2 separate regions of the Homo sapiens genome follow, and region 2 is linked to region 1. The links are chromatin contacts, found by Hi-C or POLR2A ChIA-PET in ENCODE. All regions are on one chromosome and are shown on one strand. The core of a region is the stretch at or near the end of the contact, and the rest is flanking DNA. Distances in the headings are between cores, read along the strand shown.

Region 1 (3,466 bases), core at 180-2,679:
TACTGAAAAATACAAAAAAATTAGCTGGGCGTGGTGGCGGACGCCTGTAGTCCCAGTTACTCGGGAGGCTGAGGCCGGAGAATGGCGTGAACCCGGGAGGCGGAGCTTGCAGTGAGCCGAGATCGCACCACTGCACTCCAGCCCGCCTGGGCGACAGTGCGAGACTCCGTCTCAAAAAAAGAAATTAAAAAAAAAATGATATGACAGGTTTAAAAAGTTTGAAGCTAGGATAACTGTGGCTCAACTTGTCTTTCTGAAGAACGGATATTTCCAGTAGAATGGAACCAGTGTCTTGGGGCTCCCAAGAGTTCATTCTCCCCTTAAGATGGAGGCAGGGGTTTCCTAACCTGCTTAGCTGCCTTGACACCCTCCCTCAGCTCCCATTCCTAATCTCCAGCTTTACAGCAGCTGTGATGTAGGGCCTTGAGGGCAGGGCCGTGATCAGACCCCTTTAGGGGACAGACAAGAATCAGAGAAGCGAGGTGCCCTATGTCTCCCGGCTCTGGAGCCTGTTTGTGACATGGTGAGCTACACGCTGGGCACTAAGCTAAGGTATTTTTGTCTTTCTAATTGAGATAAATTCACCTCATATGAAATTGCCCACTTAATTTATTTTGGGTTTGTTTTCTTTCTCTTTTCTTTCTTTTTTTAATTTTTTTATTTTTGAAATGGAGTCTCACTCTGTCACCCAGGCTGGAGTGCAGTGGCGTGATCTCGGCTCACTGCAACCTCTGCATCCTGGGTTCAAGCAATTCTTGTGCCTCAGCCTCCCAAGTAGCTGGGACTATATAGATGCCTGCCACCACACCCAGCTAATTTTTGCATTTTTAGTAGAGACAGGGTTTTGCCATGTTGGCCAGGCTGGTCTCGAACTCCTGACCTCAAGTGATCCACCCGTCTTCGCCTCCCAAACTGCTGGGATTACAGGCGTGAGCCACTGCTCCTGGTTGCAGTGAGCCGAAATCATGCCACTGCACTCCAGCCTGGGCAACAGAGCGAGACTCTGTCTCAAAAACAAACAAACAAGAGCATAGTTCAGCGGCCTTTAGCAAATTCGCGATGTTGTGTAACTGCCACTTCTATCTAATTCCGAAACCTCTTCTCCACCCCAGCACGAAATCTCGTGCCCATTAGCAGTCATTCCCCATTCCCCTCTCTTCCAGCCCCCTGACAGCCATCAATTTCTGTCTTTTTGGGCTTTCCTCTTCTGGACTTTTCATAGCAGTACAATCACACAGTACATGGTCTTTTTCCACTGGCTTCTTTCCCTCAGCGTCATGTTGTCAGGGTTCTTCCGTGTTGCAGCATGTGTCAGCACTGCCTTCCTTTTGATGGCAGAATGATACTCCATTGTCTGTATGTATCATTTTTCTTTCTTATCCATTCATCTGTTGATGGACGTTTGTGTTGTTTTCACCTTTTTGGCTGTCGTGAATAAGCGGCCGTGAGCATTCTTGTACAAGTGTAGTCATGCATTGTTTCACGATGGGGATACGTTCCGGGAAGCGCGTAGTTAGGTGATTTAGTCACTGAGCGAACATCCTGGAGTGTGCTCACAGAAGCCTCGATGGTGTAGCCTGCCTCACACCTGGGCTGTGAGGTGCGGCTTATTGTTCCTAGGCCACAAACCTGTACAACAGGTTACTCTACTGAATACTGGTGGCAGTTGTAACATAGTGGTAAGTATTTGTGTGTCTAAGCATATCTAAACATAGAAAAGGCACAGTAAAAATATGGAATCATAATCTTATGGAACCGCAGTCATAAATGTGGTCCATCGTGACCAGAACGTTGTTATGCAGTGCTTGGCTGTATTTGTTTGAGTCCATGTTTTCAGTTCTTTGGGGTATTCACCTAGAAGGGGAATAGCCGAGCTTGGCATTTTAGGAATAGTGCTATCCTTATTCCTCACCATAACACCCTGAGGTTGCTACAGAGGGAAAACCGAGGCACAGGGCAAGGGAACCACTTCCTCACGCAGACAGCTCTGGGGTGGCAGAGCTGGGGTTGGGACCCAGGGAGCCTGATCCCCAGAACCCTTTAGTCCCTGCTCTTTTCCTTCTCTGCAGAGGGGCCTTGTATTAATCAGTTCTTACCTTGCTCTAAAGAAATACCTGAGACTGGGTAATTTTAAGAAAGGAGGTTTAATGGGCTCACGGTTCTGCAGGCTGTGCAGAAAGCATGGCAGCATCAGCTTCTGGGGAGGCCTCAGGTGGAAGGCAAAGGAGGAGCCAGCACATCACATGGCTTGAGCAGGACGAAGAGAGCTGGCGGGGAGAGGTGCCACACACTTTAAACCACCAGATCTCATGAGAACTCACTATCACGCCAACAATACCAAGAGGGATGGTATTAAATCCTGAGAAACTGCCCCCATGATCCAATCACCTCCCACAGGCCCCTTCTCCAACATTGGGGATTATAATTGAACATGAGTCTGGGGTGGGGACACAGACCCAAACCATGTCAAGCCTCTTCCCCAAATGTTCAGCCCAGTGCCTCCAGGAACCCCTCCTTGGAATATTTTTTTTGCCAACTTGCCAGGGTGTCCCCAGTCTCCTTGAGCGTGACAGGGCCAAGGCAGTGCTTCTGAAAGCCACTTATCAGACTGAGCTTGAGAAGGGATGTGTGGGGACTGGGAAGGGTCCTCAAAGGCCTCCCCTAAAGGGTAGCAAGTGGTTTTTCATTGCTCCCTGGAGTCCAGTGGGCTGGGTTTTCAGTTGTAAGGACCTCTGAGCTTTGAGTCATCTGTGCACCTTGTTGATGGTAAACGGAGGAACACCCTGCTTATTCAGAGACCACTTTCCAGCAAACACTCCGAACCCAGCCCAGAATCCAGGTAGAGAAGTGTACCAAAGTCACGGTGGCTGCCACACTCTAACTCTTTGGTTGCATTCCCAGCAGGGCCTCGCTCCCATGCAGGGCACAGTCCTGACTAGTGTATTGCTTGGGTTTCCAAGACCATGAAACTAAAAGCAGCAAATCAGGATGAAGCAAGAGGGAACGCTTTCATGAACGGCGAGCGGAATGCCCAACAGCACAAAGTCGGCGGGGGTAAAACGAAAATGACAGAAAGAAAATGAAGATAAAGAGTGCACGGCAGTTGGGGGACACCATTCGGGGGCCAGCAGCTCTCCACTGCTTCAGGAGCTCCTGACGGTGGCAGTGTGGGGTAGCAGATGCTCCAAGGGACAATTGCATCAGCAAGAAAGGGCAAAGGCTACTCCCTGCCATCTGCTTAAAGCGAGGAAAGAAGGAGTGTTTCTATCTAAAATTATTTAAATTTCTCTAAAGGGCCTTGGCACTCAGAGGGTAAGCTCTGGCTGGCATTGCCTCTGACCTTGGCCGTCTGATCAGGCAGTGAAAGAAGGAATTGTTCCTGGGGTTGCAAGGGAGTTGCTGCCAACATCTGGCCTGCCTGGCCCCTTTGTCTCCCTATTGACGGCGACAGCATTGGGCAAGTCCT
Region 2 (3,534 bases), core at 491-2,990, 140 kb after region 1:
GTGGAGGTGAGACCAGCCAAAACCTAATGAATCATATTTAGGAGTCTGGGATTTGTCCTGAGAGGTATGTGCAATTGTAAAAAAAAAAAAGGTTGCAATTATTTTACTGATTTTTAAAACAAAACACTTATATAGCACTGTCTGTGCACCAGGCACAGTAGGAAGGGTTTTATAGGACTACACTGATGTACTATTCCTAGCATGCCTACAAGGCAGGCGCTTATATGACCCCTTATTGATGGGGAAGTGGAAGCCAGGAAAGTCTGGATCTCTTGGTCAAGGTCCCACAGTAAGCAGGGCACAGAGCCAAGGTTATAAGCCAGGCACTATAGGAAGATCCCTCCACTGTTGGTAAATGGATGGGTGTGGGTCTGGGACTTGGACCCTGTGGAGAAAATAGACAGATTCAAGGGAAGCTCAGGCTTAAAATAGCAGCACATGGTGGTTGGTACGGAGGGAGGGTGCACATGGAGTCAAGGGTGACTTTCAGTTTCCTTGGCTTATTTCCTAAGACAGGCTGCAAGGGCCTAGAATTAACACCTCTGCCCAGGCAGCAGCCCTCAACCAATGACAGATGGGAGGTGGTGTATCAATACCCCGGCTCCCTCACTCCTCATGGGAAGTGGAGAGTTCTGAGGCCCATGTTCTCCTCTGGCTCCCAGGGTCCCTCCCTGGGATTAATCTCCAGCTGCCCTCAGTGCTCACGGGCTTGTTAGGATTTCCTTCCCTTCTCCACCTCATTTTCCATTGTCCCATTGGTATTTCCTGGGACCAACTCTCAAATGAAAATCTTTATCTCAGTGTCTGCTTCTAGGGAAGTCCAGACTAAGACAGTGACTAACTATGTTAGAAGACAGAGGAATAGGTTGAAGGGGCAGCCCTTCCCAAGGCAGGCCAGGAAGACTCTACCAGGAAAACTGCACAGTCACCAGGTATACCTTCCTGGACCATCAGTGACAGAGGGGCCTCCTGGCCAACCTGGTAGGTGTCTGCCATTGGGAGCCTGAGAACCAGTTTGCATTGTTTTCAGAGATGGGGGTGGTTGCTGAAAGAAACTCTCATGCATCACTAAGGGAGGATAGATGGGTTCAACCACTTTGGAGAGCCAACCTACTAAAGTTAAACATATGCCTACCCTAGGACCCTGCAACTTCACTCCTGGATGTGCAGGAGAAGAGCTCAAGAGCACTGAGCTCATCCATCCACCAGAAGACGCAAATAAGAATGTTTATAGTGGCATTAGTTACAATAGCCAAAAAGTGGAAGCAACCCAAATGTCCACTGACAGGAGAATGAATAAACAAACTGTGGGAGAGCCAAACAGTGGAGCAATACCAATGTCTCCATTAACGGGAGAATGAAAACATAAACGGTGACATATTCATAAGATGGAATTCTACAAAACAGGAGAAAAAGAACCGACGACTGATATGCACAATGACATGAATTAATTGGGTAAGTATTATGTTGTGTGGCAGGAGCCAGAAACAAAGGATTTGCTGTATGATTCAATTTGTAGAAATTCGTGAATAGGCACAAATCACCTATGATGACAGAAGTCACAACACTGGTTATCTCTGTAAGGGGGATTATTATTGACTGGGAAGGGTGATACAATTAGGCTTTGTGTCCCCACCCAAATCGCATCTTGAATTGTAATCCCCAGGTGTTGAGGGAGAAACCTTGTGGAGGCGATTGGATCATGGGAACAGTTTTGCCCATGCTGTTCTTATGATAGTGAGTGAGTTCTCATGAGACTGATGGTTTTGTAACTGTTTGGAAGTTCCTCTTTCATTTATTCTTCTCTCTCCTGCCACCTTGTGAAGAAGGACGTGTTTGCTTCCCCTTCCGCCATGATTGTAAGTTTCCTGAGGCCTCCCCAGCCATGCAGAACTGTGAGTCAATTAAAGTTCCTTTGTTTATAAATTAGCCAATCTTGGCTAGTATCTTTATAGCAGTGTAAAAATGGACAAATACAAAGGGGAGGAGGGAACCTTCTGGGTTCCACATCTTGATCTGTGGCTACACAGACGTTTACACATTCACAAAACTCTACTCTTCAGATTTGTGTAAGTTACCATATATGTTGCACATCAAATCTTAAAAAGTGGCATCAAGTGGAAACACTCAAAATTTTGTCCATTTATGTTGCCTTTAAAAGCATAAGAAAAAATAAATAAAATTATAAAACAGGGGCCAGTCACGGTAGCTAATACCTGTAATCCCAGCACTTTGGGAGGCCGGGGCAGGTGGATCACCTGAGGTCAGGAGTTGGAGACCAGCCTGACCAACACAGAGAAACCTCGTCTCTACTAAAAATACAAAATTAGCCAGGTATGGTGGTGCATGCCTGTAATCCCAGCTACTTGGGAGGCTGAGACAGGACAATTGCTTGAATCCGTGAGGCAAAGGTTGCAGTGAGCCAAGATTGCCCCATTGCACTCCAGCCTGGGCAACAAGAGCAAAACTCTGTGTGAAAAAAAAAAAAAAAAATTAAAAGAGAAATTTTGTCCATCACAAATAAATAAATATATAAATGTGGTACACATAGACAATGGAATACTACTATTTGGTCATAAAAAGGAATGAAATACTGATACATTCTATGATTCAGATGAACTTCAAAAACCTCATGCTAGGTGAAATGAGCCAAACACAAAAGACCACATATTGTAGGATTCTGCATTTGGAATATCCAAAACGGGCAAATGTATAGGGATACAAAGCAGATTGGTGTTTGCCAGGGGTGGGAGGGAAGGAAGAATGGGCAGTGATTGCTTAGTGGTTGTGGGGTTTTCTTTTAGGATGAGGAAGATGTTTTGTAACTAGAGGTGGTGGTTGCACACATTGCGAATATTCTAAACATCACTGAAATAAAAACGTTAAATGGTTTATGTTTCATGTATTTCACCTCAATAAAAAAAGCAACATCAATAAAGATTGTTTGTTTTTGTTTTGAGATAGGGTCTTGCTCTGTTACTCAGGGTGCAGTGCAGTGGTTCGATCGTACCTCTTAGCTCACTGCAGCCTCCAGCTTCTGATCTCAAGAGATACTCCTGCCTCAGCCTCCTGAGCAGGTGGGACTCCAGGTGCACACCCCCATGCCTTGCTAATTTTTTATTTTTTATTTTTAAGAGACAAGAGCCTCACTTCATTGTCCAGGCTGGTCTCAAACTCCTGGCTTCAAGCAATCCTCCTGCCTCAGCCTCCCAAAGTACTGGGATTACAGGCGTGAGCCACTGTGCCAGGCAAGATTTTTCCTTTCAATGAAAAGATGGCTGCTCCTCCCCTCTGTTGTGTCTGGACTCAGGATGGGGAGTGGTGGCACCCTGACTTCTATCAAAGCAACACTCGTCCATCCTAGTGAAGCCTCTGGGTGAACATTGTGTCCCTTTCTTAAAACACTCTACTGCCATCTGCTGGAAAACTGTCACCATAAATATACAAACCTATGGTGTGAACAGACTCCCATAGATGTGGCACACTTGTGCAGTGCACAACCTGCACGTGTATACATGGTAGGATATTTGACTT

Evidence for each region. Hi-C counts contacts between places; a loop is a spot of excess contacts on that map. ChIA-PET counts read pairs that join two places held with the same protein, here RNA polymerase II (POLR2A). Pooled maps may share reads with other maps.
Region 2: a loop to region 1 is called in a map of mammary epithelial cell, with 5 times the contacts of the local background. The contact joins two enhancer-like sites. A Hi-C loop is called at or near these places in 4 of 168 maps with a recorded cell type or tissue (Caco-2, HCT116, K562 and 1 more) and 10 of 50 pooled maps. POLR2A ChIA-PET finds 5 or more read pairs at or near these places in 4 of 52 experiments (SK-N-SH, WTC11 and activated T-cell).

Annotation. Positions count from the first base shown.
Region 1 is chr16:81,579,787-81,583,252 of GRCh38, forward strand. All of the region lies in intron 1 of CMIP (c-Maf inducing protein), which reads left to right. Among named protein-coding and RNA genes, the nearest start is that of MIR6504, 30 kb to the right of the region's middle. RefSeq lists an enhancer at 2,394-3,211. Within about 2 kb of position 1,430, at least 14 of the 41 ENCODE cell types and tissues checked have a DNase peak (open chromatin) inside an H3K27ac peak, as active enhancers do.
Region 2 is chr16:81,719,896-81,723,429 of GRCh38, forward strand. No RefSeq gene overlaps it. Among named protein-coding and RNA genes, the nearest start is that of PLCG2, 58 kb to the right of the region's middle. Within about 2 kb of position 1,741, at least 2 of the 41 ENCODE cell types and tissues checked have a DNase peak (open chromatin) inside an H3K27ac peak, as active enhancers do.